Linked DNA regions of Homo sapiens: all the other regions are linked to region 2. The links are chromatin loops, found by intact Hi-C in ENCODE. Cell type or tissue: OCI-LY7. All regions are shown on one strand.

What was found. A loop is a pair of places that touch in the nucleus more often than their neighbours do. Peaks named below come from ENCODE experiments on the same cell type or tissue, not always from the same donor. Only the 100,000 strongest peaks of a DNase experiment are listed, where the experiment ranks them.
Region 1: a loop joins it to region 2, with 4 times the contacts of the local background. A loop is called at or near these places in 28 of 110 quality-filtered maps.
Region 3: a loop joins it to region 2, with 7 times the contacts of the local background. A loop is called at or near these places in 17 of 110 quality-filtered maps.
Region 4: it touches region 2 in a loop (2.5-fold over the local background); 16 of 110 quality-filtered maps call a loop at or near these places.

The regions. Positions count from the first base shown.
Region 1 is chr13:91,244,969-91,252,968 of GRCh38, reverse strand. LOC105370313 (a long non-coding RNA gene) reads right to left here. Exons shown (of 3, transcript XR_931641.2): 3 at 1,299-1,335. LOC105370314 (a long non-coding RNA gene) reads right to left here and starts at 1,276. Exons shown (of 3, transcript XR_931642.3): 1 at 1,238-1,276. In OCI-LY7, no CTCF peak of the experiment used is centred here; a DNase peak (open chromatin) is centred at 4,978.
Region 2 is chr13:91,130,075-91,138,074 of GRCh38, reverse strand. LINC00379 (long intergenic non-protein coding RNA 379) reads left to right here. Exons shown (of 4, transcript NR_047004.1): 3 at 6,668-6,852. It overlaps LOC105370312 (a long non-coding RNA gene), which reads right to left. Exons shown (of 3, transcript XR_931639.3): 2 at 3,579-4,437; 3 at 3,352-3,504. Among named protein-coding and RNA genes, the nearest start is that of LINC00380, 43 kb to the right of the region's middle. In OCI-LY7, no CTCF peak of the experiment used is centred here; a DNase peak (open chromatin) is centred at 3,664.
Region 3 is chr13:91,403,363-91,411,362 of GRCh38, reverse strand. All of the region lies in intron 1 of GPC5 (glypican 5), which reads right to left. Among named protein-coding and RNA genes, the nearest start is that of GPC5, 8.7 kb to the right of the region's middle. In OCI-LY7, no CTCF peak of the experiment used is centred here; a DNase peak (open chromatin) is centred at 4,522.
Region 4 is chr13:91,718,022-91,726,021 of GRCh38, reverse strand. All of the region lies in intron 3 of GPC5 (glypican 5), which reads right to left. Among named protein-coding and RNA genes, the nearest start is that of GPC5, 320 kb to the right of the region's middle. In OCI-LY7, no CTCF peak of the experiment used is centred here; a DNase peak (open chromatin) is centred at 3,531.

The sequences.
Region 1 (8,000 bases), 110 kb before region 2:
TTTTAATAACTAATGAAAAATTTAAAAGAAAATTAAAATTTAAATACACAGTGATACACGTTGTTTTTAGATACACCTGTGTCTGCATTATGTGTCTGAGATTTTAAGTCTATACTAGACAAGATTTTTTAAACTTCTTCAATATAATGCTCTCAATTTTTGAAGATAATAAGATTGAAAGTTCATGCTTCTATATCATACTGTACTTTGACAATTAGAAAGACTAATAATCAGAATCCAATTTTTGTGTTTCTTAATTGATACAAACCTTTCCACATAAACTTTACTAATTTCTTTAGAATTTCCCTTCTCATCTAGATATTAATAATATTTGATTACATAGAAAATCCCCATTATATTATGGTTTATAAATGCATGGACTCAATGCCACATTTTCTAAAATGTGTTTTTTTAAAAGCATGATCTAATATATTAGCATGTTAATCAGGGTTCTTCAGAGAAACAGAATCAATGCGTTATTAATTTATTTATTATTAGGTACTTGTTCATGCAGTTGTGGAGGCTGATTTATCCCAAGATCTGCAATCCAAAGGCCTAAGAACTAGGAGAGTTGACAGTGAAAGTTCCAGTCTGAGTCCAAAGTCAAGTGATCTCTGATGTCCCAGCTCGAAGACTGTCAGGCAGGGAGAGTGAGTTCTTTCCTGCTCAGCCTTTTCTTCCATCCAGGCCTTTGGTGGATTGGAGGAGCCCATCCACACTGGAGAGGACAATCTGTCTTACCCAGTCTACTGATTCAAATGTTAACCTTATCCCTGAAACATGGGGGTTTTTAATCAAATATCTGGGCACCCTGTAGCCCAGTCGAATCAGTACATAACATTAACCATCACAATTACCTCTGTGTGAATTTCAGCGATGTGCCTATGGCCACTGCATACAATTTGTGCAGGCTGTGTACTTCACAAATTTAGGAAACATTATTCATCAAATTAGTCATCCAAAAGTCTTAAAGGTGCAGGCATTCTCCTCACTAATTTATGTAAAATTAATGTGTAGGCTAGATAGAGGATTGCCTTTACCTATCAAACTGTTATAAAAGGGTCTCCAAGTTATGATTTAAAAACGGCTCAGTGGCTCACATTTGTAATCCTAGCACTTTGGGAGGCCAAGGCAGGCAGATCACTTGAGATCAGGACTTTAAGACCAGCCTGGCCAACATGGTGAAACCCCCATCTCTACTAAAATACAAAAATCAGCGGGGCGTGGTGGCACGTACCTGTAGTCCCAGCTACTTGGGAGGCTGAGGTGGAAGAATCTCTTGAACCTGGGAGAGCAAGGTTGCAGTGAGACATGACTATGCCATTGCACTCCAGCCTGGGTGACAGAGAAAGACTCCATCTCAAAAACCAAACAAACAAAAAACCAACAAAATAAACAAACAAAAAACTCCGCTCCTACACAGTTAGTAAGATAATTAGGTAATCATCTTTACAGTAAAAAATATTCCCATTTCCTTTAAGACATATTGGAGATTGAGTTGCCTCTGTTCTTCATTTACTCATTCCTAGCTTAGTGATTAGTTTTTGAAATGAAATTGTATTCTTAATTAAGTATACAACGTTGCAATCTCAAAAAATATATGGTAACTTGTAACTTACAATATTAAAATGCTTCTGAAGGGCAACAACTTAAATATTTCCAAATAGAAAATGAAGAGAAAGAAGGAAAAATTAACTAAAATAATTTTACAGTTATTTTTTCAAGTCATTAATAATCAGTTTGCATAAACTATGGCAACAATGAGAAAAATCTAGTTTAATCAATTTTGAAAATTAGAGTCTCTCTCGTTTCTTTGTTTCGTTTTGTTTTTACAATAAACTTTTTTCTCAAACTTGTTTGCCATGTTAAAATAACTGGTGATTTGGAGTTCATTTTGTCGTGAAAATCATTGCACCGAGAAGAAAGAGTGTCTGGCTTGTCAGAGTATAAATAATGCAGTAATCTGGAACTGCCCCCCACCCCTTTGCGTCTAAGATGAAAGTTGTTGAATAGAAATAAAATCAATGACTTTGAATTCAAACTAATGGCTTCAGAAATCTTTGCAAAATGACCTCTTTTAGTGATCCAAAGGGTCTTATGAATTTTCATGGGAATAATATCTAGCCAGTAATTCCTAAATTTGATAACAAATTATCTTACATTTTAGTTCCTTTCTCACCTACTATCACTTTTGTTGAAAGATGACCCTAAAATTAACCTAAAAATAATCTGTCCTGCATCTCAGTGACGTGTATGTGTACCCTCACCTCATGCTCAAGATTTTTCTTTCTCTCTGGACTTCCTTATTTTCTCAAACTAACAAACTATCCTTGTTGTCATTCTGACTTAAGAGGTTTCCTTTATGCCTTTTTCTCATCTTCTCCAAAACCAGTAATGAGAAACTCATAGTTATTTTTCCTTGTCATTGATACCTCATTTTAATTCCCACTGTTATCATCTTGGTACTAGAACTCATTGCTTCACAGCAAGACGATTTTAATAATGTCTCAGCTGATCTTTCTTGATCTTGTTTCTGGCCTCTCCAATATTTTCTGTACGCCACTGCTTGCTTTATTCAGTTCATCTTTCTACTCAAAATCCATCCAGATTTCCTCATAATTAATAGAATAGCTTTCAGATTCCTTTCGATTTTCTTTAAGATTTTCCACACTCAGACTCCAATCTACTAATCTAACATACGGTTTGGCTCTGTATCCCCACCCAAATCGCATCTTGAATTGTAATTCCCACAGGTCAAGGGAGGGAGGTGGTTGGATTTGGGGGACAATTTCTCCCAAGCTGTTCTAGTGATAGTGAGCAAGTCTCAGGAGATCTGGTTGCTTGATAAGTGTGGGGCTCTTCCCTCTTTTTGCTCTCTCTTCTTTCTCACCTGCTGCCATGTAACATGTGCCTGCTTCCCCTTCTGCCATGACTGTAAGTTTCCTAAGACCTCCCCAGAAATGTGGAACTGTGAGTCAATTAAACCACTTTTCTTTATAAATTACCCAGTCTTGGGTATTTCTGTATAGCAGTGTGAAAACGGGTTAATACAGTAACATCATTGATTGGCTCACTCAGAAGACATTTTTAAGAGTTACTCTGTGCCAGGGGCTGGTGCTGGGAACTTGATGCATAAAGTTAAGGCGTATGATTATTGGTCTTGACAAGCTCACAATGCTTCTCAGCAAGAGGATCTTAGAGGCTGGTAATGCTTTCCATTACCCCCTCCCCAATTTCAAGTGCTATTTTTTCATTTAGTAACTAGTTCATTTCTCATTTTTTTCCATGAAACCTTCTTTAACTATCCCAGTCCATTTTGATTGCTTCCTCCTCTGAACTTTTATCTTATTACATTTACTTATGATAATCTAGATCACTTGTTCTTAACTGAGGTGGACTTTGCTCCCCAGGAGATGTTTAGCAATTTCTGGAGACATTTTTAATAGTCAGAACTGAGAAGGGGTGTGCTATTGGCATGTAATGAATAGAGGCCAAGGATACTGCAAAACGTTCAAAAACATGGGGACAGCACCCCACAACAAAGAATTATCGGGCCCCAAGTGTCAATCAATAGTGCCAGTTAAGAAACCCTGATCTAGGTAGTTGTTATCTATATATAAGCCTTATTTCCAATTATGCTGTAAACTTATTGAAGTAGAAACCATTTATTTTTCTATAGATTTTTCTTTCTTTTTAAAAACATAGTGTAGGCTGGGTGCAGTGGTTCACGCCTGTAATCCCAGCACTTTGGGAGACCAAAGCAGGAAGATTGGTTGAGCCCTAGAGTCCGAGACCTGCCTGGGCAACATAAGGAGACCCCATCTCTACAAAAACTGAAAACATTAGCTAGGCATGGTGGCATGTAGTCCCAGCTACTCAGGAGGCTGAGGTCGGGGGATTGATTGAGCCTGGGAGGTCAAGGCTGCAGTGAGGCATGTTTCTACCACTGCACTCCATCCAGCCTGGGTGACAAAGTGAGACCCTGTCTCAAAAAACATGGTGTAGTGGGTTGAATGGTGGCCCTCCTCCACAAAAGATATGTCCACATTAAATCCCTGGAACATGTGAATGTTACCATATTTTGAGAAAGGGTCTTTGTAGATGTAATTAAGTTAAGGGTCTTAAAAATGAAGATATCATCCTGGATTATTTAGACAGGCACCAAATTGAATGATAGACAATAAATAGAAGGACAATAAATGATCCTTGTAAGACATACAAAGAGGAGATGCATAGACAGGAGAGACACACACAGAGAGAGGAGGAAATGTGAAGATAGAAGCAGAGACTGCAGCCATGCAGCCACAGCCCAACACAGAGGTGAGGAGAAAAGAGAGACGGAGATGGAAATGATGTGGCTACAAGCCAAGGAAGACAAAGATTGCCAGAAGCCACCAGAAGCTGCAAGAAACAAGGAAGGAGGATTCTCCCCCAGAGCCTCCAGAGAGACTGCAGTCTGCCAAAACTTTGCTTTTGAACTTCTTGCCTTCAGAACTGTGAGAGAGTAAATTTCTGCTATTTTAAGCCACCAGGTTTTCAGTAATTTGTTATGACAACCTCAGGAAACAAATACACCTAGTAGCTACAATGCATTATTTACCCATAGTGGGTGGTTAATGAATATTTCATATTTATAATGAAAACTATCTTTCTTCTTTGTAGAAGTTCAATTACGCATTTTTACAAAAATTGATCGAATTAATATTCTTGTACTTCGATATAACTTTCCTCAGTTAAACTGCTAGATGTATCAGCACAGGCATACCACCTGCTCACATGAGAAGCCACACAATGCAAATATCAGATGCCAATGCAAATCCATTTGTGTAAGTAGTCATTAATTTATTTAAAATATACTCCATGTAGATATACTTTAATGAAAACTTAACCTACTCTGCTATACTCATTAGCTATAAAATATAATGTTATACTTTAGAAGCTGGTTGTGTTTAATGTAGCTTGTAGCAACATCAGCTTTAATCTCTAGATGGCACTATGTTATAAGGAATCAACCCAAAATCTGATATTACAATTTTCATATAACTCTTCTTGGAAATGAAGAAAACTGTCCTGCTAAAAATCTGAGGAATTATATTCCATACACTGAAAGTCTCATTTTACTAAGTATGGTTAGGTTTCTAATTTATACATTACTGTGGGATAAGGAAAGATAATAGGGGAATTGAGTTCTTAAAACATTATAGTCAACAGTAAAAAATATATCATAAAAGTTGTTCACTTATGCTTTTGGATTATTTTGTGTACATTTTGTTGGAAAATTGTATATAAACAACAGAGCCAGCACTGGGGTTCTTACATGAGAATGTCCATATAACCTAACACTTTATCTTTGATAGTTATAGGTGAAGATTAATGAACTACTTTTCACTTTAGCTTAAAATATAAACAAGATAACACTTTTGCTTTTTTAACTCATTATTGAAATTCCAACTTTGGTCTCAGTAGAAAGAGAAAAAGCTACTTGTATCATCTTTTTCTTAATTCTCTTTTTTACATTCCTGACCTCTCCTCTGAAGAATATATTTTGCCTTGAGTCTCCAGTGACTTCTAGGGATTTAAAAAATTCTTTTAACTTCCTGAAGCCTTTAGTAATGAGATTTTTCTCTATTTGCATATGTGGTAAACTCAATGGAGGCAATCAATAATCTCTTATCTTGGGCTTCTTCACTTTCACAGCATTTTGAACCACTCCTAAAGTACATCTATTCATTTATTGTTTTGTATTTTAATTATCTGCAAATAGGCCTTACCATCTCTACAAAATTATACATTCCTGGGGAGATGGCATCCTGACTACCTTTATCCACATGCTACGTGTTTAGTAACTTCCTATTGAATTAAATGGATTTAGTAGCATACAACATTATCCTATTCAAAGTAAAAATAAAAGCTAATTTGTAAGTTGACCTTCAAAAACCCCCAAAACATCAGAGTATCTTTTATTGAAGTATAAAATGAAGGTTTCAAGTAAAATTACATATACTTTTCTTCGTCAGATCAATGATTTATGGATTAGTTTTTGGGTAAAATTTGAGTACCTTCAAAACCAGTTTGTTTGAATTTTTGTACTCTCTAAGTACAAATAGAAAAATAATCTCTATCATCACCCCTACCAATACCATTCCCTCAACCTTTACTCTTCCTTCAGATCTCAACTTATCTGCCAATTCTTGCAGGAACAATTCTTCCGTCTTCAGAGAGATGCCACGTTTGTGTGTTCCTAAGTCATACCACCCTTCCCCTATTATAGCACAAAATTAGACTTTCATTGCTTATTTCTTCGTCTATGTCTTTTACTAGTCTTAAATTTCAAAAGAACAGGAACCATGTGTATTTTATTTACTCTTACAAGCCCAGGAGCTAGCACAAAGCCTGCTGCATCTTAATCCACACCTGTGGATGAGGGCAGACGGAATGATTTCAGGATGAAAGGAAAACCTTTACATTGTTTACTTTACAAATATGTTGGGATATTTATGAAGTGCCAAGCACTTGTGTATTCTGGACACAAACGATAGAGCATTGAGCAAGGCAGAAACTTCCCCTGCCTCTCATGGAGCTTCCATTTTAGTGGGGCAAAGACAGGCAAGTCAACAAATAAATACATAAGTGAGAAAGTGAATACAAAATAATTTGTATTAAAAAAAGCTAAAAATATTAATAAACAAATAAGTATGTAACATATATAACTTAGTTAAGTACATGTGATAAAGAATGATGGAGGCCAGGTGTGGCGGCTCATGCCTGTCGTTCCAGCACTTTGGGAGGCTGAGGCGGGAGGATTGCCTGAACCCAGGAGTTTGAGACCAGCTCATGATAATTTGAAATAAAAGATGATGGTACTTAATTATAGCACATTGAATTAAAAATATGCAGGGACATTAGTAATACTTGGTAATAAGAAAGAAGGAGAAAAGAAAGAGGGGGCCAGGCAGGGTGGCTCATGCCTGTAATATCAGCACTTTGGGAGGCTGAGGCAAAAGGATCTTCTCAGCTCAGGAGTTTGAGACCAGGCTGGGCAACACAGCAAGACCTCATCTCTACGAAACATTAAAAAAAAAAAAAATTAGCCAGGTATGGTAGCACATTCCTATAATCCCAGCTACTCTGGAGGTTGAAGTGGAAGGATCACTTGAGCCCAGGAGTTGGAGGGTGCTGTGAGCTAAGATTGTGCTATTGCACTCCAGCCTGGGTGACGGCGTGAGATCCTACCAAAAATAAATAAATGAATAAATAAATAAAAGTGATGAAGGCCTTTCCAAGGAGATACAATTGAGGCAGAATCTGAATGAAGTGGATGAGGGGAAGGGTATCTGTGTGTGTTTGTGGAAGGACATCTCCTTCAGAGGGCAGTTAATGTGAAGGGCATGGAAGCAGAAGTTTGCTTGGTGTTTTCCAGGAACAGGCGTGAGGCTGGAGTGCATGAACAAGAGCAGCAGAGTGTGGTTGGAGATATGGCTGGAGAGGAAACCTGGTGTCAGATAATGAAGAACCTTGTAAAACCTGACAATAACTTTGGATTTCACTGGCTATGGGAGGTCCTTGTACTGAGGTGGTGGTGATGGCGGTAGTGGGCATAGCCAGATTTGGTTTATATTTGAGTTGGAGCTGTCAGAATTTGCTGATAAATGTGGAGTATGAGGGAAAGGGAGGCATTAAAGATAACTCCAGGTTTTTGGTGAAGGCAACTGGAAAAATGGAGCTGCTGTTTATTGAGACAGATAAGAAGTAGAGGTTTTAACTTTCTGAAGCAGACACAGGGAGAGGGAGGCTTTTGCTTTGAAGGTAGGAGCTATATCAGTGTGTGTGTATGCTAAAGGAAGTGATCCTCAAGTGTGGGAATGATTAAAGGTGCAGAAAAGAGGGGATAATTACAGGAGTGCTCCTTTATTTGGTGAGAAGAGCTATGAACCCGTACAGGTGAAGTGGTTGCCTTAGATAGTTCACCCCATGTGCAAGGAGGAGCTGTAAGGGTATAA
Region 2 (8,000 bases):
GATTGTGAATGAATGCAAAAAGTAGGTGGAAATAGCTAAAAATAAAACTATTCCCAAAGCAAATATTAAAATACTTCTGTCTTGGTGCAAAAAGAAAAAAATAAGAATCTCCATGCTGGCTGGGCAGTAAAAATAACCACAAAACATCCCATAAATAGACAAATCCTAAAGTATTATGATCCAAGAGATTTCATTCATTCTCATCTTGGTGAAAATGTATACATCATTCTTTGTTGTGCCGAACCTTCTAGACACTTTAATTAATGTATATCTTCAAGCTTTTTTCTCCTTATTACTTGCTTAAAACAAGCAAGCAAACAAACTTCAGTATTCGAAAGGAAAACTTGTGAAAACTCGAAGCATGTGTTACCAATCAGCAGTGTGTATTAAATAGATTCGGAATAATTGCTATTATCGTAAAGACTAAATAAGGTTTGGGACTTAGAATTATATGTGTTAAGTGGTTGAATATTCTACCCGGAGAGCTTCTATGTACGCTTTTGCAAGCCTGGTTTCCTCTTCTGTACTTGAGTTAGCTCCAACACTACATTTTATTCCCAAAGTTTGCACATATTTACCTTTCACTCACAATCTTGTAAAAAGGAATTGCATTTCTTTGGAAATGGAAACAATCTAGAAAGTGAGTAAAAGGAGGTATTGATAACACACAGCTGTGAGATGATGTCTGCAATTTTTAGTGACTAGAGTGCAAAGTACAAGAAGTATAATTTATTAAAACACCAATCTTTTCACCTCTTACTACATTATATTTTAAATCAAAGAAAGTAAAGATTTTTAAAAGAGGGAACATGAATCCAGGTGTTTACACTGTAGTCATTGAAATCAATCTACGCCACTGGAGGAAACTTTATATGTTAGAGCATTTTCCTCCATGCTTTGTAATTTTTTTTTATACTTCTTCTCTCTTTGCCTGATGGTTGGCGGACAAACTATTTGCAAACATTTATATGACTTCTGCTTATGTGTTCCAGAGGGGAAAAGGCCTTTTGTTGTAGATAGTAAAAATCAAGCGAAACAGATAGGGTCATGATTTGCCAAAGGTCAAAGGTCATGACAAGTGAGTGACTCAAGAAGCCTTGAGGTCAAAGGTGCAGCTGGAATCCCATAACCTCCACTCTGCTTTTTACATGACAAAGGAAAGCTGTGCTTTCCTAACTTCTGTGAAGCAATCTAGCTACATGTTCACATTTTTCCTTGAAAAATTATTTTCAAATGATTCTGCCCATGATTATTTTCTCCCTTGAAACCAAGTGGCATGAAATAGGCTTTTATATAAATTGAATGTCTCCTTAGCCTTTTATTAGTATTCTATATCGGAAACCTAGAAGAGGAAGAACTAACAGAGATTAATATGTGTTTTTTAAATGGAAAATAAGCACATTTTTTAGATCAACACAGACTAAAGAAGTACATTTATCCTCTTTGTTATTTTCTTTTTCAATCCCTTGTGTATTTACTGACTGTACCTAAAAATGTTTTTCTTGCAAAAGTAACTAAGAGTAATAGTGATCTCTTATGCTTTCCATTTGGAACATGTTCTTCTGGTAAATCCTTAATACAGCTCCAAAAATAAGGTTTTGTAACAAGAACCATTCTGGTGTTAATGTCTTCTTTTTTTTTTTTTTTTTTCTGATTTAAAGCAATTAAAATTTTAATGATGCCAGGAGGGCCAGAATGTCTGTGGCAGATCTCAGGAAATCTCAGTAGCTGCCTATATCTCTACCATGTGAACTGGAGGAAAAATGCAGAACCTTGCTTTTCAACTCCATTGGTTTCTAACCTCTCATGAGCACTTAATTCCTCATAGAGAAGGAAATAGTCATGCTGTAGAATCCTGTGGCCCATGAAGGGTAATTGGATAACATCTTTTGAAAGATTTACAAGGCTGCCAAGGATTTTGCCAGCTTTAAACCTGATTGATTCAGTGTGAAAAGATCTGAACAATTGTGACCTAAAAGTTTAAAGACAGACCTTTCCTGTGAAAGTATAATTTAGAGCCTGTAATAAAATTGTATTGGAAAACACCACATTGAAGAACACAGCCATAAATTGCATTATGTTACAGGACCCTTTCCCCTTAAATCCTCTGAAAGAGGCCTAATTGTTCACCAGATACTTTAATAATGAAGTGTTTTTGTTTTTGCTCTCCTACCCCCTAAATAAGTCCCTAAAGAAAGACAAACTTGCCAATTACTTTGCCTCTCCAACCAAAAAGTTTGACTTCTTGGTTATGTGTACAGATAGAATTTATGTACCTTTTTTTTCTCATTAGGTACAGTAAAGGAAAGCAAAATTTCATTTATCTTAAACAAAGAGTAGACCAAACAGACTTGTCCTGTATTTTAATTTTTCAAAGTGCTAATTCTCATCTCATATTAATTTCCATCTTGACAAAATATACACACTCATGATTAGTGGAATATTTTATGGGTAAGCTCAAATGCTTCTGATGACTCAGACAAATTAATGATTAAACATCTTCCAGCTAATTACTCCAGGCCATTAATTATTTATCCAAGTCCATCAGTCTATCATCTATATTAGCCTCTCTTTTCTACTGCCCATTTTAGAAGAGACAGGTTTGGAAAAACTAAAACATAAGAATTTCAAGTAAATAAAATTAAATAGAATACTTACTTTTTTTTTCTTTTTCTCTAGAATCTGGGAAATTGAGACCATGGTATTTAGACAGAAGCCTCTTTATCTTTATAAACAATACCTGCTTTGTCACACGCTCACTAACTTTGTGTTTCCTCCTCAAATTTCAGTTTGAAGGATTTAGGGGAAAATGCCATGTGCCCACTTACCTGTGATTTGGGTGCTAGGCCATTTTGCCTTTTGAAATTTCGAATCATACAAACTAGTCTTAGATGTTTAAAATAGGAAGCCTGATACGCGTACTAGGCATATTTACAAGTGACCAAGAATGATTGCTTTTTATAGAGGTTGGTGAGAACAGAAACTTTCCAACAAATTGAAAGCCTGCTTCCCTCTCATTATTTAAAAAAAAAAAAAAAAAGACAAAAGAAAAGCAGAACTGTGACATTAAGAAAAAAAAATTGCTTAAGAAATATGTAAAGGAGAGAGCCCTCTGCAGTGTAAAGTAGTTGACAGCATGAAAAGCCACTTGGAAAGGTAAGAGGGGACACAGTGCTGTACTCTCACATTTCTTTCCTGAAGAATTAGGTAGTAAGTTGGCTCAGACTTTCATCTTCTTCCACATCCTACCTAGAGTTAAGTGTCAAGAAGCTTATTTAACCGGCCACCTGACAAACCTCTCCATCTTGTGAACTAGAACAGCTCCCCCCTTCTGGAAGTCATCGAGGGTCGAACAAATTCCACTGTATCAACGTCCAGTTGATCATTAGCATTTTCTGTAGGATGTGTTGTTTATGATTTTGGTCTACAATAGTCTCTAAACTGGCACAGTCCCCAGAAGTTCTTCAGAACGTTGCAGTCAGTTAAGACGAAAATTGTTAACTCCTGGAAAAATACACCAGAGTGAATGAAGAGGCCGATTAAAAATTGTTAATAAAAATATATTTTGACATGTTCACCTCAAAAGTATCTTTATAGGAGTCATCCTACAGGAAAGGCTTGGAACAGTTAGACAACCTTCCAGGGAGTTCTGATTTTGAGTTCTGGTGCCACCTTGTGGACAGTGGGAGGAAGAGAAGATGCAAAAGAGGCTTGACTGAGTCATTCGCAGTAGATCAAGAATGTCATCTGATTAATTTACTTCATACCCTTTGTATCAAAAACAAAACAAAACAAAAAACTCCAAACTAGAAAAAAAAAAAAAAGGCAAAACTTTATCACTTTCCAGAGGAGGAACTCTTTAAGTCTTCCCATCAGTTAAAGGATTAAGAGGATTAAGACCAAAACCCGATTTTGCTGACATTCAGGGTCTCTCGCAATCTGATTCTAGCCGATTTTTGCAGCATTACTGGAAACCACTCTTCTCCATGAATTTCTCATTACAGCCATACTGGTCTGCTCCTCCCAGATAGTCATTACCTTTGCCCATGTTATCTTCCCATCCAGAATAGACCTTTAGATGCTTTTACAATCTTCCATTTGGAAGGACTTTACAATTGGATTTGATGTCTTCAATGTTGGTGCCTCTCATAAAACTCCGTCCTAAGAAGTCCTTGAACCTCTTCTTGAACATCTCTGGGGCAGTGCATTCAACCTGATTGAAATGACTTATGATTTTTTCAGCGATCTCTAGTAGTAAACGCTTTCTTAAGTTGGACATGTACCTTTTGCTCAAGAGCAGGCTGAGTGCTGGATGTATGAGGACTTCTGTGCACAGACTCTGGACCAAGATGAGTTGGGTTCAAACTTCAGCTTTGTAGCTTTCTAGCTGTGTGGCATTGGGCACATAACTTATCTAGGCCTCAGCTGTTTCTTCACCTGTAAAATAAGAATAAAAACAGTGCCTGCTATCAATCATATCAGTTTTGTAAGTCATCTTATATGTATGAAAGTACTTACAACAGTGTGTACCATGTAGTTGATACTTTGTAAGTGCTGGTTAATGGAAACAGATGAAAAGAGAGTATTGAACAACATATCTCAATGTGCACACTTGGAGCATCCAACCTAAAGATGCCACACTAGTTAAAGTCCCATAGGGATATAAGTTTGGGATATGCTGAATGCTATATACAGATGCATACTGTGTGCATGTATGTACTCTATCTATGCAGATATATGATAATTAGCATAATCGAGGCTCCTAATTCTTGACATATAACAACCCACCTTTGTCTAACGGCATTTCCTAAACTTATGTGACCCATGAATCCTATTCAAAGTAACATCTTAACATCTCATTACATATGTATGTTGTAGAAGAAGAATCCTCAACTCAAAACATTTAGGGACAAAGCAAATAATGTAAATGAGGGAAGAAGGCCAGGTAAAATACAGTATGGAGTAGTGTGAGTTATGGAAGTCTAGAGGACGCATGCTTCGCCTAAATGCATTTCACTTTGGCTTGTGAAAAAACACCGTGTAGGCCAAGGAAAACATATCCGAAATCTGAATCTGGGCCGTGTCCAGCAAATTTGTGATTCCCGTAGAGTGAGAAAAGGGAAGTAACTGCATAATCTGGAGAAGAACCAATTTTTAGAGATAAAGAGAAGCCAGAAAAAGAGACTGTGAAGGAAAAGTAGGAGATGTAGCCAGGAAAGAGCAGCATCCTGGAAACAGAAAGAGGCAAAACAGAGGGGTCTCTGGGTCTCGAGAGGTCATATTGGTTTCCTATTGCTGCTATTCTGAATTACCACACATTTAGTGGCTTAAAGCAACACAAATTTATTATCTTAGAATTCTACAGGCCAGGAGTTTGATGTGGGTCTAACTGGGCTAAAATCAAGGTCTGGTCAAGGCTGTGTTACTTCTGGAGGTTCTAGGACAGGGGTCCTCAAGCCCCAGGGCCACGGACTGTACTGCACAGCAGCAGGTAAGTGGCGGGCAGGTGAGAAGCTTCATCTGTACTGAAGGCTGCTCCCCCATCGCTCCACTGGCATTACCGCCTGAGCTCCACCTCCTGTCACATCAGAGCAGCATTAGATTCTCATAAGAGCCCAAACCCTATTGTGAACTGTGTATCTAGGTTGCACACTCCTTATGAGAATCTAATGTCTCATGATCTGCCACTGTCTTCCATCACCCCCAGATGGGACCATCTAGTTGCAGGAAAACAAACTCAGGGCTCCGACTGATTATACTTTATGGTGAGTTGTATAATCATTTCATTATATATTACGACATAATAATAATGGAAATAAAGTGCACAATAAATGTAATGCGCTTGAACCGTCTTGAAACCATCCACCCTCCACAGTCCGTGGAAAAATTGTTTTCCACAAAACTGGTCCCTGGTGCCAAAAAGGCTGGGGATCACTGTTCTAGGAGAAAATCCACTTCCTTACTTTCCTAGCCTCTAGAGGCTGCTTGCAGTCTTTGGCTTACGGCCCCTTCCCCCAGCCAGGAGTGTGGAGTCCTTCTCATATCACACCATCTGACCTCCTCTCCTGCTTCCCTCTCCTGCTTCCCCCGCCCCAAAGAAATAGCGTTCATTTTATTAACTCTAAGCCAAATGAATTAACAAGGCTTTCTAGACACATATTAGGAATTATCACAGTAATATGTTATTGACACAATTAGTAATGTCTCAAAATGTATTGAACTTACTGAAATATTGTTATGGTTATTTTAGTTGTTGTTAGTGCTATTAATCATATGCATTATTGTTTGATAGTTTTTTGAACTTATATGAGGCAAGGTATAACATGGAAACAAATTATAATTGTGTAGTAATTAATTTTAGGTGTTGAAGAAAATATTCAAGAAGTTGTTGAGCATATCACTGAGGGTGTGTGCAGGCCTCTAATGGCAAAATATTTTGTTTTTATATATGCTTATGATATCTGGTTAAATTATTGCCTTATTAGTAGGAATTTTAAAAAAACTGATACCAGCTTGAACTCAAGCTGTTATTTTTTCAAATTAACACATAAATATAGGCTAATAAAATACATTTGAAATAATAATTGCCAGTTTTCTCTCTGAGAAAGAAAATTGGAAAATTCTTAGTTTATATATATATTGACTTTTTGTTTTTTTTTTTTTACAGATATTACTTTATAGTAATTTATCTTAGTCCAGGTGCAGTGCCTCACACCTGTAATCCCAGCACTTTGGAAGGCTGAGCTGGGAGGATTGCTTGAGGCTGGCAGTTCAAGACTTCTTCCATTTTAAGGGGCCTTGTGATTACAGCTGGTCCATCTGGATATTCTAAGATATTCTCCCTATTTTAAGGTCAGTCAGTTGACAACATTAATTCCATTTTCAACCTTAATTCTCCTTTGTCATGTAACACAACATATTGACAAGTTCAGGGGATTAGAACATGAACATCTCCGGGGGACCATTATCCTGCCTGTGACAGAAGGTAAAGAGAATACTAAAGAAAGGCCAAGAATCTCTGAGAGCTGGAACTAGGGCTTTCTCATCCTCTCCTCTCCTCACCTAAACGATCCATCCTCTTACCTTCTGCTAATGGGATAGAAAGTTGGGAAAGGAGAATAGAATTGAACCCCATTTGACAAGAAATTAAGCACATAATTCACAGTGTGTGGCACTAAATAAGGATGGGATGTCTTTTGGTAGGAAGGAAATAGTTCAGGGAAGCAGCTCTATGATGTCTGTGCAAATTAGAATAAAGATGCCCAACCCCTTCCCCCCCCAGGAAGATGAATAAGAAGAGGGAGCCTCTTCCAGGAAGATAAATGCCGAAAAAGCTACCTTTTCTCCATCTGGGGACGGATGATACCAAAATGATGCCCCCTTCCAGGCTGATAAGGTTTGGCTGGGTCCCCACCCAAATCTCATCTTGAATTCCCACATATTGTGGGAGAGACCCAGTGGGAGGTAATTGAATCATGGGGGCAGGTCTTTCTCTGCTATTCTCATGATAGTGAAGAAGTCTCATGAGATCTGATGATTTTATAAGGCGGAGTTTCCCTGCACAATTTCTCTCTTTGCCTGCTCCCATCCATGTGAGATGTGACTTGCTCCTCCTTGCCTTCCGCCAATGATTGTGAGGCCTTCCCAGCCACGTGGAACTATGAGTCAATTAAACCTCTTTTTCTTCCCAGTCTCGGGTATGTCTTTATCAGCAGCATGAAAACAGACTAATACACAGGCCAGTGCAGTCTTCTGAAGGTCTGCAGAAATGGACAAGTGGCACACCCATGCAGCCCTCGGCTGGGTTCCATTGCATGGGGCACAGTCTTCACAACTGTAGGGGCAGGCAGGAGACAGCCCAGGTTCTGGGCTCCCCTGACCCTCCTACCCCTCCAACCCCTCCAACTAGTTCTTTCCTATCAAAAGACATACTACCATTATTTTCATGCTCAGAGACACAGTTTTTCCATGGTTTTCCCCAAATTTCTAGGATTTTCTCA
Region 3 (8,000 bases), 270 kb before region 2:
TCTCCAATATAGGGGACTTGCCAAGACCCTCAGCACTACAACACGCAAGAACACAATAAAGTAGAGAAGTAACTCCTACTCACTTGATGAAGCCAATCAGACATTAGAGAATCTATCCCTACTCACATTAATTCAGCCTTAAAACCATCTTATATTTCCAGGGAAAGTAGCTTCCTCTTTACCTTAATTGAATTAATTCAAATAGCATTATTTTGCAAAAGTCCAGTGTTTTTTTGTTTGTTTGTTTGTCTTTTTGAGACAGAGTCTCGCTCTGACGCCAGGCTGGAGTGCAGTGGCACAATCTTGGGTCACTGCAACCTCCACCTCCCAGGTTCAAGCGATTCTCCTGCCTCGGCTTCCCGAGTAGCTGGGATCACAGGCACGTGCCACTACGCCCAGCTAATTTTTGTATTTTTGGTAGAGACGGGGTTTCACCATGTTGGCCAGGATGGTCTCGATCTCTTGACCTCGTGATCTGCCCACCTCAGCCTCCCAAAGTGCTGAGATGTGAAAAAGCCCAGTCTTTAGTTCTTAAACCTTGTCTATGAATAAACAAATTTGATTTTACCATATGAATGAACTACAAATAATAAAATATTTAGTATATTAAATAATGAAAACATGGACTATGTTCCTAAGAGTACAGGATTAATACCTTGAGAGGGAGTGAGGGGAGGCAAATATTTGAAACTTTGATATTCCATTAAGATGAAGGAAGGCCGGGCGTAGTGGCTCACGCCTGTAATCCCAGCTCTTTGGGAGGCCAAGGCGGGCGGATCACGAGGTCAGGAGATCGAGACCATCCTGGCTAACACAGTGAAACCCCGTCTCTACTAAAAATACAAAAAAATTAGCCAGGTGTGGTGGCGGGTGCCTGTGGTCCCAGCGACTCAGGAGGCTGAGGCAGGAGAATGGCACGAACCTGGCAGGCGGAGCTTGCAGTGAGCCAAGATCGTGCCACTGCACTCCAGCCTGGGCGACAGAGAGAGACTTGGTCTCAAAAAAAAAAAAAAAAAAAAAAAAGAATGGAAACGATTCTACTATGATTTCTCTGTCTGCTCCCTGACCAAGCACAAATAATTATTTAAATGTATCTAAGAACATTTTGTAATAGAATCAATTATGTCACATTTGTAGAGACTATTACTGTTTACAAACCGCCTTCCCAATACCACATGCTTCTCAAAAACCACTGAAAGGGAAAAGGGACAAGCCTGTGAATAAAGAGAAATACTTTCTGAGAGGTTGGGTCATTTGCTAAAGGTCACATAGGTAGTAAGTGATGGAGTGAAGACTAACCTATTTCAAAACTACAAATTCATCGTTATTCACATTATTCACTAAAATATGTGACCACAGGCCATTATCCTAAGCAAATTAACACAGGAATGGAAAACCAAATACCACATGTTCTCACTTATAAGTGGGAGCTAAACACTGTGCTCTCATGCACATAAAGATGGGAAACACAGACACTGGGAACTTCTAGAGAGGGGAGGGAGGGAGGTGGACAAGGGTTGACCAACCATCTGTTGGGAATTATGCTAAGTAACCAGGTGATGGGATCATTCATATCCTAAATCTCAGGATAACACAATAAACCCAAGTAACAAACCTGCACATGTTCCCCCTGAATCTAATATGAAAGTCGGGAGAAAAAACAAATAACACAGGCATCTTCCTCGTCCCTTGACAAAAAAAAAGAAAAGAAAAGAAAAGAAAATATGTGATCATAATACGCAACAAATAAGGTGACAAGTCTGCTTTTCCCATTTATTTTCCATGACATTTTCATGGTTTGTCATAACTACTAGTTTTCCTTATGTAAGATATTTCCAAAGATGAATTGAATAGGAAATATTTTAAAACCTGAAGTTTTTTGTGTGCTTCTGAACTTATCAAAGGAAGAAGTAAAATTTGGTTCTGCTCTTGTAATGCAAACTCTTAACAATACAAACACAGATCCACATAGCTTCACCTAACAAATAGTACCCTGAAGAACTCATTGATTTCTCAGCTTTTTTAGTTTTGCCATGTTTTTCTTATTCCCTTTACCTTTTAAGTTGATCAAATACCTTTTTTAAAAATGACTTTTTTCCCCCTAGAGTAAAATGAATTCCAAGCCTGGTGAGAACAGGCTGTTAATCTCTTCATTTTATTGACCTACTTCAGTTTTAGCTCATTAAACACAGACATCTCAATGATCAAAAGAAAATGAACCAAATGTAGCTCGGTATAACCTTACCGAATAAGAGAGTTATTCAAAGAGCAAATAAATCTGCACAAGTAATTTGATATTGACAATCTTCCATTTAAAGAATATATATGTAATGAACAAGGACATCCAGAAATAATTTTTATGCTCATTTAATCAATGAAGACACACTCTTGGTGTGCTTTTTAACCAATTCTCTTCTCAGATTTTATCTTCTCCCAAGGCAAATATTGAAGAAATCATGAACTAGATTCTCTTGAAACTGTAAAACAAGGAAAAGCAAAAGACTAACAAAATAGCTGCGAAGATTATTTAATTATGCTGCCTATAAGGAATTATAAGAACTGAAATAGATTTGGTTATTATAGCACAGAGGAGAGAAAAACTAGTAATTTAAACCCATTATCCTAATAAGAGTAATAAACAATTTAAGTTATGAAACAATATTTACTAGCTTTTAAATACAACAACATTTGAAACATATTTAAGTTAATAGCTGGACCATATCTAATTATGCAGGTTTGTTTCATTAGCATTGACTTAAATAGTCTTTCTACTTAAGTAAAATTTCCTAGCAGCTCTTGTAAAATATCCTAAACAAATAACCAGCCACAATTCATACACGAAAATTATAATTTTCTATGCTACCATTGAAAAGAGGTCTTAAAGACTAGATAAACCTAGGTATCCATCAGCAGATGAATGGACAAAGAAAATGTGGATATGATAGAGTACTATTCAGCCATAAAAAATAAGGAAATGCTGTCATTTGCAACAACATGGATGAACCTGGAGGACATTATATTAAGTGAAATAAACCAGGCACAAAAAGACAAATACCACATGATCTCATTCATGTAGAATCTAAAAAGGTTGATCTCATAGAAAGAGAGAGGAGAATGGTGATTATCAGGAGCTGGGGCTGTTGGGGAGGAGGAAGAGTTGGAAAGATGTTGATCAAGGGACACATATTTACAGATAGATGAAAAGAATAAATTCAAGTGACCTATTACATAGCATGGTGACTACAGTTAATATGATATATTGTATTCTTGAAAAATGCTAAGAGAGTGAATGTTAAATGTCCTCACCACAACAAAATTGGTAACTAGGTGAGGTAATGCATAGTTTAATTAGCTAGATTTAACCATTCCACAATGCATCTGTACTGTGCTTCAAACCATCATGTTGTATGTGGTAAATACACCCAATTTTATCTGTCGATTTAAAATAAATTTTTTAAAAAGATTAGATAAATATTTCTAAAATTGGAATTGTTGGAAATATTTCAGAGACAGATTATACCTGCTACAGTATATCATGTTTTGTGATTTAATAGCAATTATTTGTTTCCTTATTCTGAAAACTGTGGTCCCTCTGGTTGATCCACAATAGAGACTGAACTCCAAGTCAGTGTCCTTTAACAAACAATGATCAGCTCAGGAATAGTTCCACAGACGAGTGATGTATACTTTACTCCCGACATGGGATTAACAAGGGTGAAACACAGAAAAGCTGAATTATTTTCTAGTTCCTTACTGTTAATTTCCTCCTAGAAAAATACTATTTTGCAGAAAAAAAATCAAGTAATACACAAGCCAACCATTCCAGAGCCAAATGCAAATTATAACTGCTCATCTTTATTTTTCTCCATTCTCTCAACAACAGATCAATGCTGTAAGGCAGATCAGTCACCCCACTACATGACGATAACAGCTGTGCAAATTAATCCTTTAGATGTTAAATAATTTTCTTTTCCTTACAGGACATCTGAGAATACTCCTTTCTAAACCTTTGTCTGGCAACTCATTTACTCCATTTCAAAAATGTTAGATAGCAGATAAAAAGTCCTTTAAATTTAAAAGGTTTGGTCACTTTATAAAATTTGTGGCAGTTATGTAAGCAAAAATTAACCCCACAAAAACAATTCATTCAACACAAATGAGCCCACATACATTTTAAGGAACTTCACTCTCTATATTTCTCATTCTACTAACATTAAGCATAAAAAATAATTAAACACAATAAATAACCTATTAGGTATCTACAAAAATAAGATTCAATTCTACAAATCACTATTTATTTATAAATGTTGGCCTAATCACAGAACCAAAAGGGAAATCAATCACAGATCCTGCTCTCAAATAGCCTATAGTCTAGTAAAAAGAAAGAAATATATTTAAAATCAGTATTGCTACTTTGAGTCCCTACCTTCCATTAGAAATAAGTATTGACCCATACGTGGTGAGTTTCAGGATGTCAAGGCTAATCAAAGAAAATACAGGACCACAAGAGGGCGGTAGTACAAAAGGAGCTTTATTTGGGTGGTGCTTTGACAGGTTGCCAAGAGGCGAAGTCCCTCACAACAGGAGACCTTCCAGAGACAATGGTGCCTGGCTACCACCCAGAAGGAGAAGATGACAAGCGAACTCCCAGGAGAAGGGGAAATTGGAGAGGGGGCTTGCACGTCTAGGTGATACCACTTACTAGAAATTGGGAAGTGTCTGGGTCAGAGAACTTTGAAGGGTATCAATGGCTTGGGGTCTTTTAGTGTCCCAGAGTTTACTTTATCTATGGTTAGCAGATGTTCAGTTAAATTTTATCAGGTATGCAAAGCAGGTAGGCTTTAAATGGCTAAAAATATATTTATTTGAGCTATATTTAAAGCAACTGGATGTATAAAAATCGGAGTTGGGTACCATTTGGCTTTGGGCTAATGGTCCTAGCCTGCTGTGAAGAAGTAAGAAAAACATGGGGGTCCATCTTTAACCCATTTATATAACATCACAAGACAAAAAATATCATTGTACACAGAAGCAGAATCTGAGATACTCAGTATCCACAGGCCTATGTCTAGAGTTTAACTTAAGAATCAGAGTTCAAAAGACATATCAGAATACTACTTAAAGCTTTATTAAATTATTCAACAATCATTTAAACTCTTATTCTCTGCCAAGCCCTGTTCTATGCACCAGATACTCCACAGTCAATAAGGTACACGTTAGGACTGGCTACATAATTTGCAGAGACCAATGCAAAAAGAAAATGCAGGGCCTTTTGTTCAAATTTCAATTAGGGCCAGGCATGGTGGCTCACACCTATAATCCCAGAATTTTGGGACACCAAGGTATGCAGACTGCTTGAGCCCAGGAGTTCAAGACCAGCCTGCGCAAGGTGGCAAAACCCCATCTCTACAAAAAATACAAAAATTAGCTGGGCATGGTGGCATGCACCTACGGGCCCAGCTACTCAGAAGGCTGAGGTGGGAGAACTACCTGAACCTAGGGAGGTCAAAGCTGCAGTGAGCTGTAATTATACCACTGCACTCCAGCCTGGGTGACAGAGTGAGACCCTGTCTGAACAACAAAAAATTTCAATAGGTTGACAAGAGAACATTAAACCAACCACACGGTTCATTGGAGTGTAGGATCCTGCTTGACTGCACAGATCACATGCCCAGGAAAATGGCCCTAGCAGGTATGTTCTCTGTCTCCATCACGTACACAACCTAGTGGCAAAAGACCCAGAGTTAAAACAAAGAAAAGGAACGTGGCGCCGTGAAAAGTGCCACACAGGAAACAAAAAGGATTCCACCATAATAAGTGGTGTAACCTAGTTTCGTGAACTTGAGAAAGGCCTCTGTGAAGAGCTGACATTTAAGCTAAGATATGCAAACAAGCCAACCACACAGTCTGTGTGTGTGAAGGACCCACAGGTTGAAGAGTTCACACCTGTGGTTTTCAACGAGGACAAGTTTGTCTCCCATGGGACAGTTGGCAAAGTCAGGAGTCATTTTTGGTCATCACGACTTGGTGGAGAGTGGTAATGCTATTGGTATCTAGTGGATGGAGGTGAGAGATGCTTCTGAACATTCTACAATACACAGGACAGCACCCCACAACAAAGAATTGCCAATCCCCCAATGTCAATGGCACTCAGGCTGAAAAACCCTAACGTATAGTAATGTAAATCATGTACAAAGCCATGAGTTGTGTAGGAGTTTGGCACATGTGCCTTTGATGTCCTCAGCCATGTATGTGACTTTATGGTAGAGAATACTGGAAACCTACAGTTCTAACGACAAAGGTGAATTTAATTTATGCTACAGAGATTTAATCCAATACTGTACAGCCACTTTAAAAAATCAGGCTTAGAAAGATATTTAACAGCATGGGAAATGGGAAATAAAGATACATTCATAATTGGAAAAGCCATGTTTTTCAAAAAGGAAATTATTCTATATTCTTTCAAAAAATAGTCATGCTTAGCAGGGGGCTGATGAGCATGCTAAAAAGACAATGCAAAGGCATTTCGGTGGTTATTTCTGGATGGTAAAATTATTTTACTTTATTTGTACTTTTCAGTTTTATAAATTTTTAAGAAAACATACATTCTTCCATAAAAACGTGGAAGTATAACATCTTCTTTTCTTTCTATAAAGGTACACTGCACATTCAACTTACATAGTAGCCATATGTGGCCCTGATGCAACTAATCAAGGGCTGTGCTGTTTGTGGTGATTCACAGAGGAATGAATAATCATTTTAGGATAATTTGGGCAATCTCATTAGTGAAATGGAAGATTTACTAAAACTGAAAAGTTCAAGAATTGAGAGCACAATCAGTGCTGCCTTTTCTTCTAGTTGAAGGTCAGGACTTTATAAAAGAAAGGTAGATATGGAAAATGGCTATTATCTATTAAAATTAATTGCTATTGTTACTTAACCAAGTAGATCAGATACCACATTCACAGAGAATATATTTCAACAGACATATGTTTCAAGTCTCTCATGACTCCATTTTAACAAATCAGATCTGTTGTTTGTCGGTTGAACAGTTATACCAAGAGACCATTCATCTATAAATTATGTCTGTTTAGTTGAGGCACCTAGCTAGAATGTTGTTCTTGGTCTTACCAGGTAACTATAAAAGAAATGTGGTAGATTTAGAAAGTGTTCTTATCAAATATAAGGACAATGTGAAAGTGGATTATACACACACACATACATGTACACACCAAAAATACCCATCTTCCGGAAAGCCTTAACAGGCTGGAAACAAGGAAAAATAATAGGGATTGGGGGGTGATAAGTGGAAAATATTATTCTTAAATTCCTCAAGTTGTACCCCTCCTAAGCCAATTTTACAACTATAGGATGTTGGACACTCGGCAAAATGGAACTTAAATTATGGGATGGAGAGAGAATGGGGACATATATAATATTTGTAGTTGATGCACTAGATTTATAGTTGACAGCAATAGTTATAATTAACCCCATGAGGGAATATGTGTGATCAGTATAGTTCAGCACCTGATGAGCCATTGGATTCTATGACCCTAAAGTAGAAAATCAAACTCACTTCTCCACCATTAAGATGCACTAAAGGCCTAGAGAAAAATGAAACACGTGATTCTCTTAGACATCAAAGCACAGACTGGACTTCCCAAGGGAAAAGGTGACAAACTGTCCTGGAAGTGGAACTGGGCCTTGATGCTCACAATTCAAGATAAATAACATGCACAGAATTAGAAAACAATGATGAGGCAAGACCACTTGGGACCTGTGGTATAAAAGGATGAGGACAAAGGCACTCTGCAACCACAAAAATAACTAAACATTCCCCTCTTTTAACCAGCACTAGCTACTACTGCTTCTTTATTTATGACAACTACCCCACCTTAATCTTTCTAACACCTAGATAAAAGTTACCAAAATAGCCAATTCCTGAATTGCCCCACTTCATTAAACCTTCCTTATAATAATAGCCCACCACAAGCCCAAAT
Region 4 (8,000 bases), 590 kb before region 2:
GATCTAAGTTGACAGTGGTTTTAAGTGGATAGAGTAAGATTATTTGGCCACACCACAGAACAGTTTGAAATAAAGAAGCAAAGAGGAAGGGAAACAGAATCTGCAATCACGATCCAGTGTGCCTTGTCATAGGGTTTGAGGCAAGTTATGGAACTTCTATGTATCTTAGTTTTCTCATCTTTGAAACTCAAGAAAATAAAACGACTTTGAAGTTATGAGTTCAGAGAAATCTTATCTCATCCTGTCCCTCCCTCGTCAGACCTCAGATTGTAACTGCTATTTATTGAACATGTTTCCTAGGAAGGCAGACTGAGAGCTGAAAAATACCAGCCTTGCAACACCTTTATCCCCATTATCATCTTTGCAATTATTTTTTCAAATACAAAAGAAAATGCTCTAGCCATAGACTTATAAGATATCTTTGATTGTATCCAAAGATAAAAGCATATATAGCTGATTCTAATAAATGCAAGTAAATTTCAAAGCCCTTATATTTGTTGACTTGCTATGAGGGAGATTAACTTCATACTTTATTGAAAAGAAAAGGAAAACCATCTGTTATCAGGACACTACCCTGTCACCTCAGCTCCCTAGAGGTGAGCCAATTTGGGTGGCACCTTTCAATACTAGTACCTTCTTGCCATTGAAAAAACCTTCACACTTACGTTGACAATTTTTCGTCTCTGACTTATACTGCAATTTCCTTCTTAATTCTCCTCCCTGGTCTCTACCATTTTCCCCTGCAATCAGTCTGAAATGTCTTGGAAAAAATTGTTTTCCTCCCTAATGCTTATCTACTCCGGTTTTCAGTTCCTTCCCAGGCTTCCCACTGATTTTCAAGTTCCCATCTCACCTTGAAATGACTCTCTTAGTTGCTCCTAGCCCATATCACTTCCACCATTCTGATCAAGTATTTGTTTCAACAACTGCTTGTCACTTAGCTGACTTTCCCCATTCTCACTGTAATCTTGGCACTACGTGCAAAAGCACAAACTTATCTTTAGAGCCTCCCCCAACTGTGCACTCAGTCTTATTCAAATGTTCAGATTTTCAAAGCATTTTACAAAAAAACTTTGTAAAGAATAACTTCAATTGTTTATTTTCATTAGACTCAAAAAGCGGAGCTCCTCTTTCTTTTTGTTTTTGTTTTCTTTCTTTTTTTTTCCAGACAGGATCTCACTCTGTCGCCCAGGCTGGAGTGCAGTGCCATGATCATGACTCACTGCAGCCTTGACCTCCCTGGCTCAAGCAATCCTCCCACCTTGGCCTTACAGAGTAGCTGGACTATAGGCGCATGCCACCATGCCTGGCTTATTTTTTATCCTTTTATTTTTTTGTAGAGATGGGATCTCACTATGTTGCCAGGGCTGGTCTCAAACCCCTGGCCTCAAGTGATCCTCCCACCTCAGCCTCCCAAAATGCTGGAATTACAGGCATGAGACACCGTGCCTACCCCATAGTCTCCATTTCTTTTGCAATGGTACTTCCTTAATGTTTATTAATAATAATACAAGTTGAAAAGCAAAAATGTTTAGAATATTACAAATTGAAAAGGAAATTACAAATTGAAAAAAAAAAGGAGGTAGTTCGAGTGATTATTAAGCACACTGGGTTAGAGGAGGAGGCACAGGCTCACTTCACAGTCCCTTGGATGTCAGGGTAACTGATTGCTTTGCTTCAGGCCACATCTGGGATGCTTGGTGTTAACAGAGAGGCGGTTAATAGATTACATAAGGCATGAGTCTGCATGTATCCTTGATAATAATAATGATACATAAATAAAATAAGAAACAAAGTAGTTTGTGGACACATGTGCTGTGCTCCATTATATTAAATAACTCATATCATTATATTAAAAGCTAATTTTAAACTGTCCAGAGGAACTATGCTATTGGTAATTTTTTCTGTTATAACAACAAATTTGAGTTTATTTTCTCATGTTCAGTTCCCTTATGATTCTGAGAACTAGTTTCTAAAATTGCTGGCTGATTTTAGGGGTAAAATCTGTTCCCACAAATCTGTTCTTCTCAGTGTTGGAGAAGCTAATTCTTCAACACAGAGAGAAAGTCCACGATTTTAGTTTTATTTCAATGAGAACAAATTTAGGAAGGTAGTAAGTTGGGCCAGGTCACTATGGGGGCAGAGGTAATGTCCCAGATACATTAGATTTGGATTTTATTTTTCAGACTATTGTACTATATTAATAACTAATGGGCAAGGGAACAGAATTATCAAAGCCCTGTTTTAGAAAGATCTGCTATAGTCATTGCAATCAACAAAGGGACTATTCCAATAGGTGAGGTAAGAGAATATTGGAATAAACTCAGAACCAGTGAAATCAGAGAGGAAAAGGGAAAGTTCCTTTATGAGTGCAGTGAATGGTATTTGACTAGGGGTTGACTCCCTATATAAGGTAAGAATGAAGAAGTTAAAGCTCTTGGTGGTTTTAAACCTAGTAATCGGGATGATTAAAGAGCCAGACACTGATATATGGAAGTTAGAAGGTAGAACAAATTTAGTTTATGGTGTACCTGTTTTTTTTTTGGAGGGAGAGATTAATTCTCATTTTGAGCTTTAATTGTGAGGTAATTTCTAAAAGACAGCTCTAAATAATAGATTGGAGATCAAAACCAAGTTAATGAATAGAATTGCATGCATAGAGCCAATAGTTAAACCCATGCAAATAGATGAAATCATAAAATGTATATAAAATGTAAATGGCAGAAGGAAAATCTTTCAGATGCAGGAGAAAGAGAACTCGTATAATATACTGTCCCCACCCCACAAAAAAGGAGGAGGAGAAGAGCTTTTACTATGTTGCTACGTTTGTATCAATAGAAATGAAAAAAAAATAAATAAAAATAAGTGATTACAAAATATTATGCCCTAAAACTATGAAACAACTGCCATCCAAATAGTAGATATGCTACATTCAAGGTACAAATAATTCCATAAGCCAGGTACGGAAAACATATAAAAGTTATAACCATAATACCACTTTTAAAACACTAGTACATTCTAGTATTGCAACAAGGAATATTTATAGGAAGTTATAAATTATTAAGACTCCATAAAGCACTGCCTTTAAACAAGCTACCCATAAGGAAAATTCCAAATTTGTACAAGGTGCCCAGTTCTTGGGGAAAACCAAATAAAGTAATGTTAAGGTTAAGTAAGAGAGGAAACACATACTATCTCTGCTTGGCAAGAATTAGAGGTATGTTTATGCTATGGTTAGCAAAGAGTAAAGAAGGTCTTCTGTTTAAAGTGTTTACTTGGAGGCATGGATCCTTTCAGTTTTCCACAAGTTGCTTCTCCACATGGATTTCTGCTAGATATTGTCATAAATTTTCCCATTCTAACTCATATTATATTTTGAATTAAGGAAAAGAATAAGGAGGAAGAGGCAGAGGAAGGGAAAGACAGGGAGAAGCAGAAGCACGTTTTAATAATCTCCTATTGGCCCCACTGTGAAAAGAATCTTGATTCCACGTTGCTATTTTTGCATTCCTATATATTAAACCACCAGAGGGCGCTTCTGCATTTCATTCCTATTCATAATTATTAATTAAACTTACTGTATGGGTCCATTTAAAGCATTTAGTTCAGGCTCTTAAAGGAAAATCCAACTTGTAAGCCCAAGTGACAAGTGCTTAGATATGAGAAATCTTCAGAAAAATCTAGTCTTTTATGGAAAACCACCAGGCTGAGGCTGCAGGGCCAATGTCGTTAAATAAGAAATGGAAAACCAACCCATAATTGTAGACTAATTTGTCCAGACTGAGCTCTCTCAAAGTCAGGAATAGAGATACTGAGAATTGACCAAGGATTTCAATTATTTCCCCTTTTTCTCTTTCTCTCTTTTTCTTTCCTTCCTGATTTCCAGTTTTAAAGATGCCTTTGTTTAAGAAGTTCAAAGACTGAAAGCCAAATCAATTTTTGTTCTTGTTTAGCTGCAGATGACAATGTCAATCAATACACTGAGCCCTCATTATTGGTAGGACATTATTGTAGTAGATGGGAATAGAGCAAGGAACCTTCTCTCTAGGAGCTTATATTCCAGTGAGAAAACTAAAATTATGACATTAAATAGACAACTTTAAGTCTTGATGAATGTTATTTAGTTAAGAATGCATCATTGGTAGTGGAATGGGGTAGAGTGGGGGTGGGGTGCTCCAGCCAGGTGGTCAATTGGTTTAAATACTATTTTCTACTTGTTTGGAAAGTAGTATTTAGGTTATGTTCTGAATAATGTTAACAAACAGCCATGGGAAGATCACAGGGAAAAACTTTATATGCAGAGAGAACAACTCTAAAATAGAAGAGAAAGAAAGGCCACTGAAACTGAAAAATGCCACATAGTACTGGGGAGCCTAGGGGGATGAGGCAAGAGGCAGACTGGCCAGATCATCGGGTAGTTTCCCACATGCTCTGCCAAGGGCTAAATTTGTGTTCTAAGTGGGCTCTGAAGTAACTGGAGAATTTTGAGCATGGCAGTAACATGATCTCTTTTATGTTTCAAAAAAAATATCACACTGGCTGTCATTTGGAGAGATGTATGCACAGGGCATAAGAAAATGGACAAGAGGCTGGGCACGGTGGCTCACGCCTGTAATCACAACACTTTGGGAGGCTGAGGCAGGCAGATCGCATGAGGTCAGGAGTTCGACACCAGCCTGGCCAACACGGTGAAACCCTATCTCTACTAAAAACACAAAAATTAGCCAGGCATGGTGGCAGGCACCTGTAAGTCCAGCTACTCAAGGGGCTGAGACAGGAGAATTGCTTGACCCTGGAAGGTGGAAGCTGCAGTGAGCTGAGATTGCACCATTGCATTCCAGCCTGGGCAACAAGAGTGAAACTCAGTCCCCCCACCCAAAAAAAGAAAGAAAGAAAGAAAGAAAGAAAGAAAGAAAGAAAGAAAGAAAGAAAGAAAGAAAGAAAGAAAGAAAGAAAGGGAAGGAAGGAAGAAAGAAAATGGACAAGATAAAAATAGTGAATCCAGCTATGAAGTTTTGAGTGTGTTTCAGGGGAGAGATGATGTTGCCTTTGCTAAGGGTGGTCTATGAGGACTGAGATCCAGTTGGAAGATCTATCTATCTGGATCTATCTGTCTATCTATCTGGATCTATTTATTGAAGGAGGAGACAGCAGAACTTGAGGGGTGGATTAAACATAGCAAGTGAAAGAAAGACAGATTCATGAATCTCTGGTATCTTTTGTCTGAAGCGACTGGGCACATGAAGGTATCATTAAATGAGATAGAGAAGACTAAAGGAAGAGATTTGGGAAGAAATTAAGTCTCTCTTGGACATATTTGGCTTCCTATGACAATCACTCATCCAAGAGGAGCTGTCCAATATGCTGTTAGTTACCTGAACTGAAAGCTCAAGGGAGAGATCAGGCAAGGTACAAAAATGTGGTTTTCAACAGCAGGCAGTTGGATGAGCATAGGGGAAAGACAGTGCTGAAGACTGATTCTTGGGCATTCCAACATTTAGATGTGGAGACCAAAGGAAGTTGAAAATGATTCTGAGATGAAGCTCAAGGAGAAGTAAGGCAATCTCAGAAGAGTGAGTTATCTCAAACTACAAATGCAGAAAGCATTTATTGTTGTTTTTAAAGATTAAATGATTAAATGTTTCAAAAGCTACTGAAAATGCAAGTAAAATGAAGACTAAAATTCATCATTGGCTCTAATCAGAAGAACACTATCAGTGATTCGTGGAAAGTGTAGTTTCAGCACAGAGTCAGGTAAGAAAGCACAGTGATCAGTGGGGGTGCAAGAGATAAAGATAAATAAGAAATACACAAATCATTCACGGAATTTTGGAGAAGGAAGGCAGATTTATGGGACAAAGCCTAGAGAAGGGATGGAATCTAGTGAGATTCTGTTTTGTTTTGTTTTTTGGGGGGACAGTAGCCATTACCACATGATTATATTTTTAATGTAGAGACCTCGTTTCATATAATTTGATCCAAAATACTTCTATTGCAAAACAAGTGAGACAACATTTTCCATAGTGTGGAAGTGTCAGGGAGACATGCAGTTTAAACATATAACCTGAATTTGACATGCCTTTCTTTATAGCTTTATCCAAGGCTGATTAGAATTGTATTCACCTGCTTTGAAGGTACTAGATCATCTAAATGGAGATTTAGTAAAGAGAGAAATAAGAGAAAAAAAAAATGAGGGAGAAGAGTAAGTACATTGAACATTTCCATAAGATAAAGTGATTTTGGAATTAGAAATAAAGGAGTAGAATATATTTTATTCTAAAATTGGCAAAAACACCCATAAGTCCATCACCCCTTTTTATATTAGCTGTCTTTTTCCAATGAATTTTTACATGACAATTTTATATTCTTCTTTTTCAATTAAAATTGCATTGCAAACAGTTTCCTAAACCATAGATCTATTTTGTGAATATCATGTCAATAACTGAATAAAAGTAAAAATAATGGAGTAAGTTAGCTGGAATGGTAGGAAATAATGACCATAATGTGAGATATCTGACTTGCAGATTTCAGAGATAGTGCAGGTATTGGTGTTGGATTTGAGAAGGCAGAAGAAATCAGACACACAGGTTGGAATAATGATCTTGGATAATGCAAAAGTCTTCAGCTCCTGATGGTCACTGGTATAAACAGGAAAGTAAGGCTTCATAGACTTGATCCTAGCAGTCAGAGCACACATATTCAAGGACCTAGGGGCGGCTGGAGGGTCATGGCAGCTTGCACATCTGTGGAGGCAGGCCAAGACTTTGGCAGCAGTCAGCAGGATGCTGACTCACCAGAGCAAACGGGCAACTGCAGATTCTAGAACACGTGCTATTGACCTTAATCAATTCACTTGCAAGCTCTGTCCATCCTTTGACATTTGCAAAATAGACATACTTGATTCACATGCAGCTGTGATGTGAGGATTTGGTAAATAAATAAGTAAATAAATAAATAAATGTAGGTTTTTTTTTTCTCTTTAACTGTGTGAAGTATTATCAATAATGGCAATAAAAACTGGAAATAAAATACATTTTGCCCTCTAATTTCTTATCTTCAAAGAGTTTATACTCTAGTTAGGGAGGTAGAATTTCTAAGTATGAAATGTATTGATAATTATATAAAGTTAACTTCAGTACAATAGAAACACCATCTCAATGGGGTACAAAGTATGTGCCAAAGAAATGCTATAAGCCATGAGTGGTATAGGAGCCAGAGAAAATCACTGGGAACCAGGGTCTTCAGGGAAATCTTTAGATAAACCCTGAATAATTAGTGGAAAGAAAAGAGAGGAATTCTACCCTGAGGGCAAGAGTATGCAGATGGGGGTAGAATTCCAAACTGTGCTATTAATTTGGTTATACTCGGGAAAGCTTGATTCAATCACATTTTTAAATATGGTGTCCAAGAAAATATAATAATTTTCCTCACATGACCATTGAGCTTTGTGATATTTTAAACCCTCATGAGTTAGGTAGCACCACAAACTACAAAACTCTTCTTCATCAAGAGAAGAAAGCCAGCTACTACAATATCAATACTGAGGTTGTGAGAAACCACAGAGAAGGGAAAAAAAAGCCACTGGGAAGCAAGTTTAAGATTAGGGGAAAGTGGCCAGGCTCAGTGGCTCACGCCTGTAATCCCAGCACTTTGGGAGGCCAAAGCGGGTGGATCACGAGGTCAGGAGATTGAGACCATCCTAGCTAACATGGTGAAACCCCATCTCTACTAAAAATACAAAAAATTAGCCACGCGTGGTGGCAGACGCCTGTAGTCCCAGCTACTCCAGAGGCTGAGACGGGAGAATGGCATGAACCGGGGAAGCGGAGCTTGCAGCGAGCCGAGATCGCGCCACTGCACTCCAGCCTGGGCTACAGAGAGAGACTCCATCTCAACAACAACAACAACAACAACAACAACAAAGATTAGGGGAAAGTGGGAGGCTAAGTAATATCTCTAGACATGTAAAATCAAAATTTGACCATTTCATTTATCAGTGG